Linked DNA regions of Mus musculus: all the other regions are linked to region 3. Evidence: chromatin loops called from intact Hi-C (ENCODE). Cell type or tissue: heart. All regions are shown on one strand.

Region 1 (2,500 bases), 240 kb after region 3:
GCAACCTCAGGAGGTAAGAATGTACCAGGAACCTGGGATGTGAGAGACGCTCAGGACTCAAAGGAAGGGATCTTAAATGAAATGCCCTACAGAGGGAACTTTTAGAGTCTACCTCTAGTAGAAAGACAGGGCATCAAGTGGAGGGATGGGGTTGCCATCCTACAGTCAAAAACGCTAACCCAGAATTGTTCCTGTCTAAAAGAACTGTGGAGACAAAAATGGAGAAAAGCCTGAAGGAAAGGAGGTTTAGTGACAGGTCCAAATTGGGATCCATCTCAAAGGGAAGCTCCAAGGTCTGACACCATTACTGATGTTATTGTGTGCTTACAGACAGGAGCCTAGCATGGCTGCATTCTGAGAGGCCCAACAAGCAACTGAAATAGTCAGATCCAGGCACTTACACCCAACCAATGGACAGAAGCCGGAGACCCCTGTGATTGAATTAGGAAAAAGCTGAGGAGGAGGGTGACCCCATAGGAAGAGCTGCAGTCTCAACTAATCTGGACCGCTGAGATCTGTCAGACACCAAGCCACCAACTAGGCAGCATAAACCAGCTGATATGAGGCCCCGAACACACATACAGCAGAGGACTGCCAGGTTTGTCCTTAGTCAGAGAAGATGCCCTAACCCTCAAGCGACTTGAGGTCCCAGGGAGTGAGAAAGTCTGGTAGGGTGGGGGGTGGGGGGGACATCCTCTTGGAGGTGGGGAAGGAGAATGACATGAAAAACAGTCAGATGGCAGACCAGGAGGGGGATAATGACTGGACTGTAAAAAAAGATTAAAAAAATTTTAAAACGTATTTGAAAACTAAAAACCTAAATTAAAGAAGCCTACTTAATTATTATTGAATACTCCAATTTTCTCTTTGGCATAGAAATAATATGCTTTTCACCTGGGTTAAAACAAAACAAAAGTATCTGAAGAGACAGTTATTGCCCTAAGCCATGTGGATTAGTCAAAGTTAGTAGGATGCCTAAATTAAAGCCTTATTTGCCCCTTCGAAATATATTTCTTGGTGCTGGAGCAATAGTTCAGTGGTTAAGAGCATTTATTGCTGTTCAAAAGGAATAGGGTTTGACTCCCAACAGCCAAGTGGTGGCTCATAGCTGTTTGTAATTTGATTCCCAGTGTATCTAGTGCCCTCTTCTGGCACTTGGGGGCACTGGACACACACAGTACACAGACAAAGCATAGGCAAAATATATATACACTAAAAATTTTTTCAAAAAGACTTTGAAAAAATAAGTTTTTTTCTTGTTTCCCAACTCCTAATTTAATGCTCGACCAACTACAAGGTAGAAAGAAAGACCATATGAAAACCTGGTACATGGTCTTCACTTGAAAAGCAGATTATGATAGAATCTGTTTATAGTACTTACTGACTCTGTTACCCTGCTAAGCACTACACATTATCTCAACGAATCCCTATAAAATCTCTAAAGAGTTCAAATTTTCTGCTTTTTTTCTTAAGATGGGTGGAGAAGCTCTAGAAAGTATATTATTACCAAGATCCTGCAGCTAGCCTTAGATTCATCTGGTAGCCAAGCCTGTGAGTTTGGCCTGTGAGTTTGTTGTTGTTGTTTGTTTGTTTTGTTTTTTGTTTTTTGTTCGTTTCACTCAGTTCTGTAAAACTTCATGAATGGGGGATGGGGAAGCTGCTTCAAAGCTTAACCAGATGGATCAATATTAGAGGTATGATCTGTTTTAACCTTAATCCACAGAACTCCTTCTGAGTCCTCCTCATAGCTGAAATGTATTGCTATCGAAAATGAATACTTTGATGAATTAAGTAAACGCTCCAATTGCCTATACATTGCAACATCTATCCTTCAAAGGCTAGGGAATGTAGACTGTATGTTCTTTGTCCAGCTTGTCTGGATGCGTCATCACTGTCTGGGAGGCACAGAGGTGGATGCCTTCCTAGTAGGGGTGAAGCCTCCTTTTCCATATCCAGCTCCTGTATTTGTATCATTGCCATGTACTGTGTACTACTGAGCCAAGAAAATAAAGGGGCCTAGGGTTCCAGCCACTTCAGATTATACAAGCCAAGAAAAATGTGCAAATCACATGAGAAAAAAGAGAGAGAAAGCTATATATTTCTTCTATTGTCTGTACTCTCTAGGAAGTTAATTTTTAGTGTTAAGATTCAAGACAGACACTAATTATACTTCTCCTTGAATTGATTAGTATGCCATTAAAAAGTTTATGTGTTTCCATGTCTTAAATGAGCCTGGTTCTGGAAGGGCATCCCTGAAAACAATCTGGTAAATGAGTGTTTTTTCCCTCACCAATATCTCAGGACATGAGCCAATCCACTCTAGAAACTGTACATCAATATATGCTCTGACTGTCTCGTACAACAAAAATCAGTTCAGATCTTCAGGTCTTAGGTTCATGAAAAATATTTGCCCTCAAAAGTACAATTAGAGAATGATACAACTGATTCAAGGTTGTGATTCGAGACAAGATTTAAAGCCTTAAACTTGACAATCACAGTG
Region 2 (2,500 bases), 59 kb after region 3:
CATATTTCTGAATGTTTTACTTACATCCTAAACTGCATACAATTCTGATTAAAAAGTTCATGGCCACTAAAAAGTCTGCTTAGTAAATATTAGTGTTTACACCCATAACAGTAGGGCTCGATAAACTATATTTTTGGTTCAATAAATGGGCACTGTTTCCTCATATAATATTATATGCAAAGCTCTCTGTGGATGCCTATTAACCGGGCCAAAGGCATTCTCTTGAACAAGCAATTAGTAAAACAAGGCAAGAAAGCAAGAACAAATTTACTTTCCACTATCTTTGTAATTGTCATATTAGGAAATAGATAATGCAACCGCTCTATAACAAGTTTTTTTTTCTTCGTGTTTTTATTGGTTTTTTTTTTTTTTTTTTTTTTTTTTTTTTTTTTACATTTCAAATATTATCCCCTTTCCAAGTTTCTCCTCCACAAACCCACTATCCCCCTGCCTCTATGAGTGTGCTCCCCCACCTACCCACTCACTTCTACCTCAGCGCCCTAGCATTCCCCTACCCTGGGTCATTGAGCCTCTACAGGACCAAGGGGCTCCCCCTCCCAGTGATGACCAATAAGGCCATTTCCTGCTAAGTGTGCAGCTGGAGCCATGGGTCCCTGCATGTCTACTCTTTGGTTGGTGGTTTAGTCCCAGGGAGCTTAGGTTGGGGCGGGGAGGGTGTTCTGGTTTACCAGTGATTTTATGACTGAATATTCCAGTAATTGTAAAATACATTTTTAAAGAATCACGATAAATCCCAGGTCACAGGATCTGAAACTTCCGGTCAGTGGTAAGAAACCAATGACAGAACTGTGAGAGCGGCGTCCTTAAGAGCAGCTGAGGAAAACACCCCGCTGCTCCGCTCCCTCCCGTTTCCCAGCCCCGCAGCGCCTCTAACCTGGGACCTTTCGGGGCCGCCGGGCTGCTGTGCCAACAGTTGCACTGCCGACTGCCGCCTCCCCAGGCCCTCCGCCACGGAAATGCTTCTGAGGAGACTTTTCCGGGTCCAGAGACAGCTAGGACGCAGAAACCGAAAGGTAGAAAGTTGATTGGTGGAAGTTCCTGTCACTCCGGCCTGGATCTTAGGAGCTGTTCTCCTAGACCCGCCCAATAAACCATACTTAGGGTCACGTGGTTCCCCCAAACACTTTGTGAGCAAGCGCTTTCTCAACCTTAATTTTTAATACTTTTTTTCCTGTCTGGTCAATGTCCTGGTCTTGCCTTTATCCCTGCCCCGGGGATTCCATTCCCTCCCACTCAGTCATTGGCTTCCTGCCTCACAGCTCCACCTGTGGACCTGCTCTGCACAACCTCCCTGCTGCTTGCTGACAGACTAGGAAAAACTGGTTCTGTATGATGCTGCACTCTGACATCTGAGAGGTAGTTCTGAAACCCTCAGATAATAAATAGGCAGCCCAACTTCTTAGCTTGGGACGCTAGCCTCCTCGGCTACAATCGCACAGCAAAATATAACCTAGGCGTTAAATTCCTTTTCTTTTTTTTTTTAAAGTATAGAATAGAGTTTATTTAGGGCATGCGGATGGGAGTTAAGAGAGTAGTAGAGGCAGAGAAAGACAGAAGGAGAGAGTAGGTAAGTGGAGGCTGGCCATGCCCTCCTGGAAAGAGGGTGGAAAGGAATGGAGGGCAGGGAGAGGCACTAGGGAGGTAGAGGCAAGGGAGACAAGAGTTTAAGAGATAAATTCCAATTTCTTATGTTGCACCCCAACACACAATACTAAAAATGACTCACAAAGTTTGGCTTCCTTCCAAACCATGTATCAAAGCATACATGAAGTATAAGAGGGACCACTGAGATGAAAATGTGGATAAAGACAGATGGGACAGAGAATGATGGGAGGGTGCTCTGCAAGCTCTCTGGGGAGCTCCAGGGACAAAGGTCACTCTGTAGAAACAAAAGCTGTATAACAGGGTAGTGGAAAGCACTGATAAAGTTAAACTCCAAGATATTTGTCATGGCCACAATAGCAAAGAAAATAGATAATGCAAATAGTTTGCACAAATATTTTCCTATAAATTGTCTGACAATCATAACATGAATGAAAACACCAGCGTCAGCCCCAGTTCCTGTAAGCAAAAATACAGTGATAGTACAACAGAATTTTGATAGCCAGGAAAAATAAAATGCCTTCTGATCTGAGTTTATACTACTTAAAATTCCATGCAGATGGGATTCATGGATTCGGGATCAGAATGGTAAGGAAAATGGACATGGTAATACTTGAATTCTCACGGGAAAGGGCATTCATTTTATCACTCTGGTCTGTAGCTCAGAATCTGGTACTTGGGTAAGGAATGCATTGAATATATAGATTTCTGTTGGTAGGATGGCCAATTTTACTATGTGAAGCCTCCTCATCCACAAGCATGGGAGATCTTTCCACAGTCTAGTATATTCTTTAATTTCTGTCTTCAAAAACTTGAACCTTTTATCATAGAAGTCTTACAATTGTTTGCAATGTGTTGTGGAAAACATATAATCTCA
Region 3 (2,500 bases):
ATGCCTATTAACCGGGCCAAAGGCATTCTCTTGAATAAGCAATTAGTAAAACAAGGCAAGAAAGCAAGAACAAATTTACTTTCCACTATCTTTGTAATTGGCTCATTAGGAAATAGATAATGCAACCGCTCTTTTACAAGGTTTTTTTTTTCTTCATGTTTTTATTGGTTATTTTTTTTACATTTCAAATGTTATCCCCTTTCCACAAACCCACTATCCCCTCCCCCTGCCTCTATGAGTGTGCTCCCCCACCTACCCACCCACTTCTACCTCAGCGCCCTAGCATTCCCCTACCCTGGGTCATTGAGCCTGCACAGGACCAAGGGGCTCCCCTCCCAGTGATGACCAATAAGGCCATTTCCTGCTAAGTGTGCAGCTGGAGCCATGGGTCCCTGCATGTCTACTCTTTGGTTGGTGGTTTTGTCCCAGGGAGCTTAGGTTGGGGCGGGGAGGGTGTTCTGGTTTACCAGTGATTTTATGACTGAATATTCCAGTAATTGTAAAATACATTTTTAAAGAATCACGATAAATCCCAGGTCACAGGATCTCAAACTTCTAATCAGTGGTGAGACATCTACAACAGAACTGTGAGAGTGGCGTCCTTAAGAGCAGCTGCGGAAAACTCCCCCCTGCTCTGCTCCCTCCCGTTTCCCAGCCCCGCAGCTCCTCTGACCTGGGACCTTCCGGGGCCGCCGAGCTGCAGTGCTGGCAGCTGAACTGCTGACTCTCCCAGGTCCGCAGCCAAGAAAATGCTTCGGAGGAGACTTTTCCGGGTCCAGAGAGAGCTAGAATGCAGAAACCGGAAGGTAGAAAGACAATCGGTGGAAGTTCCTGTCACCCAGGACTGGATCTTAGGAGCTGCTCTCCTAGACCCGCCCAATAAACCGTGGTTATGGTCACGTGGTTTCCCAAAATAGTTTGAGAGCAAGAGCTTTCCCCTCCTTAATTACTACTGCTTTTTTCCTGTTCTGGTCAAGGTCCTGCTCTTGCCTTTATCCCTGCCCTGGGGGTTCCATTCCCTCCCGCTCAGTCATCAGCTTCCTGCCACACAGCTCCACCTGTGGACCTGCTCTGCACAACCTCCCTGCTGCTTGCTGACAGACTAGGAAAAACTGGTTCTGAATGATGCTGCACTCTGACATCTGAGAGTGAGTTCTGAAACCCTCAGATAATAAACAGGCAGCCTAACTTCTTAGCTTGGGACACTAGCCTCCTCGGCTACAATCGCACAGCAAAATATAACCAAGACCCTAAATTCCTTTCTTTCTTTCTTTCTTTCTTTCTTTCTTTCTTTCTTTCTTTCAAGTATACAAAAGAGTTTATTTAAGGCATGGGGATGGGAGTTAAGAGAGTAGTAGAGGCAGAGAAAGACAGAAGGAGAGAGTAGGTAAGTGGAGGCTGGCCATGCCCTCCTGGAGAGAGGGTGGAAAGGAATGGAGGGCAGGGGGAGGCACTAGGGAGGTAGAGGCAAGGGAGACAAGAGTTTAAGAGATAAATTCCAATTTCTTATGTTGCACCCCAACACACAATACTAAAAATGACTCACAAAGTTTGGCTTCCTTCCAAAGCATGTATCAAAGCATACATGAAGTATAAGAGGGACCACTGAGATGAAAATGTGGATAAAAACGGATGGGACAGAGAATGATGGGAGGGTGCTCTGCAAGCTCTCTGGGGAGCTCCAGGGACAAAGGTCACTCTGTAGAAACAAAAGCTGTACAACAGGGCAGTTGGAAAGCACTGATAAAGTTAAACTCCAAGAGATTTGAAATGGCCACAATAGCAAAGAAAATAGATAATGCAAATAGTTTGCACAAATATTTTCCTATAAATAGTCTGACAATCATAACATGAATGAAAACATCAGCATCAGCCCCAGTTCATGTAAGAAAAAATATAGTGATACTACAACAGAATTTTGATAGCCAGGAAAAATAAAATGCCTTCTGATGTGAGTTTATAGTACTTAAAATTCCATGCAGACAGGATTCATGGTCAGGGTTAGAACGGTAAGGAAAATGGACGTAATAATACTTGAATTCTCAAGGGAAAGGGCATTTGTGTCTGACACATCATTTTATCACTCTGGTCTATAACACAGAACCTGGTATTTGGGTAAGGAATGCATTGAATATATAGATTTCTTTTGGTAGGATGGCCAGTTTTACTATGTGAATCCTCCTCATCAACAAGCATGGGAGATCTTTCCACATTCTAGTATATTCTTCAATTTCTTTCTTAAAAAAAAACTTGAATCTTTTATCATAGAAGTCTTACACTTGCTTGTAATGTGTTGTGGAAAATATATAATCTCAACTGTTGTTTCTACCCAGATTTTGATTATTCACTTCCAAGGTAAAAGACATACACAATCTTTATAATATGCTTTTATGAGTGCTAGAACTAGGAACGTATCTATGGTCTATGCTATTAATATATCTATATCCCAAATATTAATTCCACTATATTTTGCCATGTTTTATCTTGGCTGCTTTAAACT

Evidence for each region. A loop is a pair of places that touch in the nucleus more often than their neighbours do. Peaks named below come from ENCODE experiments on the same cell type or tissue, not always from the same donor. Only the 100,000 strongest peaks of a DNase experiment are listed, where the experiment ranks them.
Region 1: a loop joins it to region 3, with 2.3 times the contacts of the local background. A loop is called at or near these places in 8 of 42 quality-filtered maps.
Region 2: a loop joins it to region 3, with 2.3 times the contacts of the local background. A loop is called at or near these places in 7 of 42 quality-filtered maps.

The regions. Positions count from the first base shown.
Region 1 is chr17:22,409,817-22,412,316 of GRCm38, forward strand. No RefSeq gene overlaps it. Among named protein-coding and RNA genes, the nearest start is that of Zfp946, 13 kb to the right of the region's middle. In heart, a CTCF peak has its summit at 1,158 (motif pointing left); no DNase peak of the experiment used is centred here.
Region 2 is chr17:22,224,644-22,227,143 of GRCm38, forward strand. Zfp994 (zinc finger protein 994) reads right to left here and starts at 971. Exons shown (of 5, transcript NM_001205095.1): 1 at 896-971. In heart, a CTCF peak has its summit at 1,260; DNase peaks (open chromatin) are centred at 588 and 1,038; H3K4me3 peaks cover 1,322 bases; H3K27ac peaks cover 701 bases.
Region 3 is chr17:22,165,146-22,167,645 of GRCm38, forward strand. It overlaps Zfp947 (zinc finger protein 947), which reads right to left and starts at 832. Exons shown (of 5, transcript NM_177596.3): 1 at 674-832. In heart, a CTCF peak has its summit at 1,039; a DNase peak (open chromatin) is centred at 826; H3K4me3 peaks cover 1,253 bases; H3K27ac peaks cover 837 bases.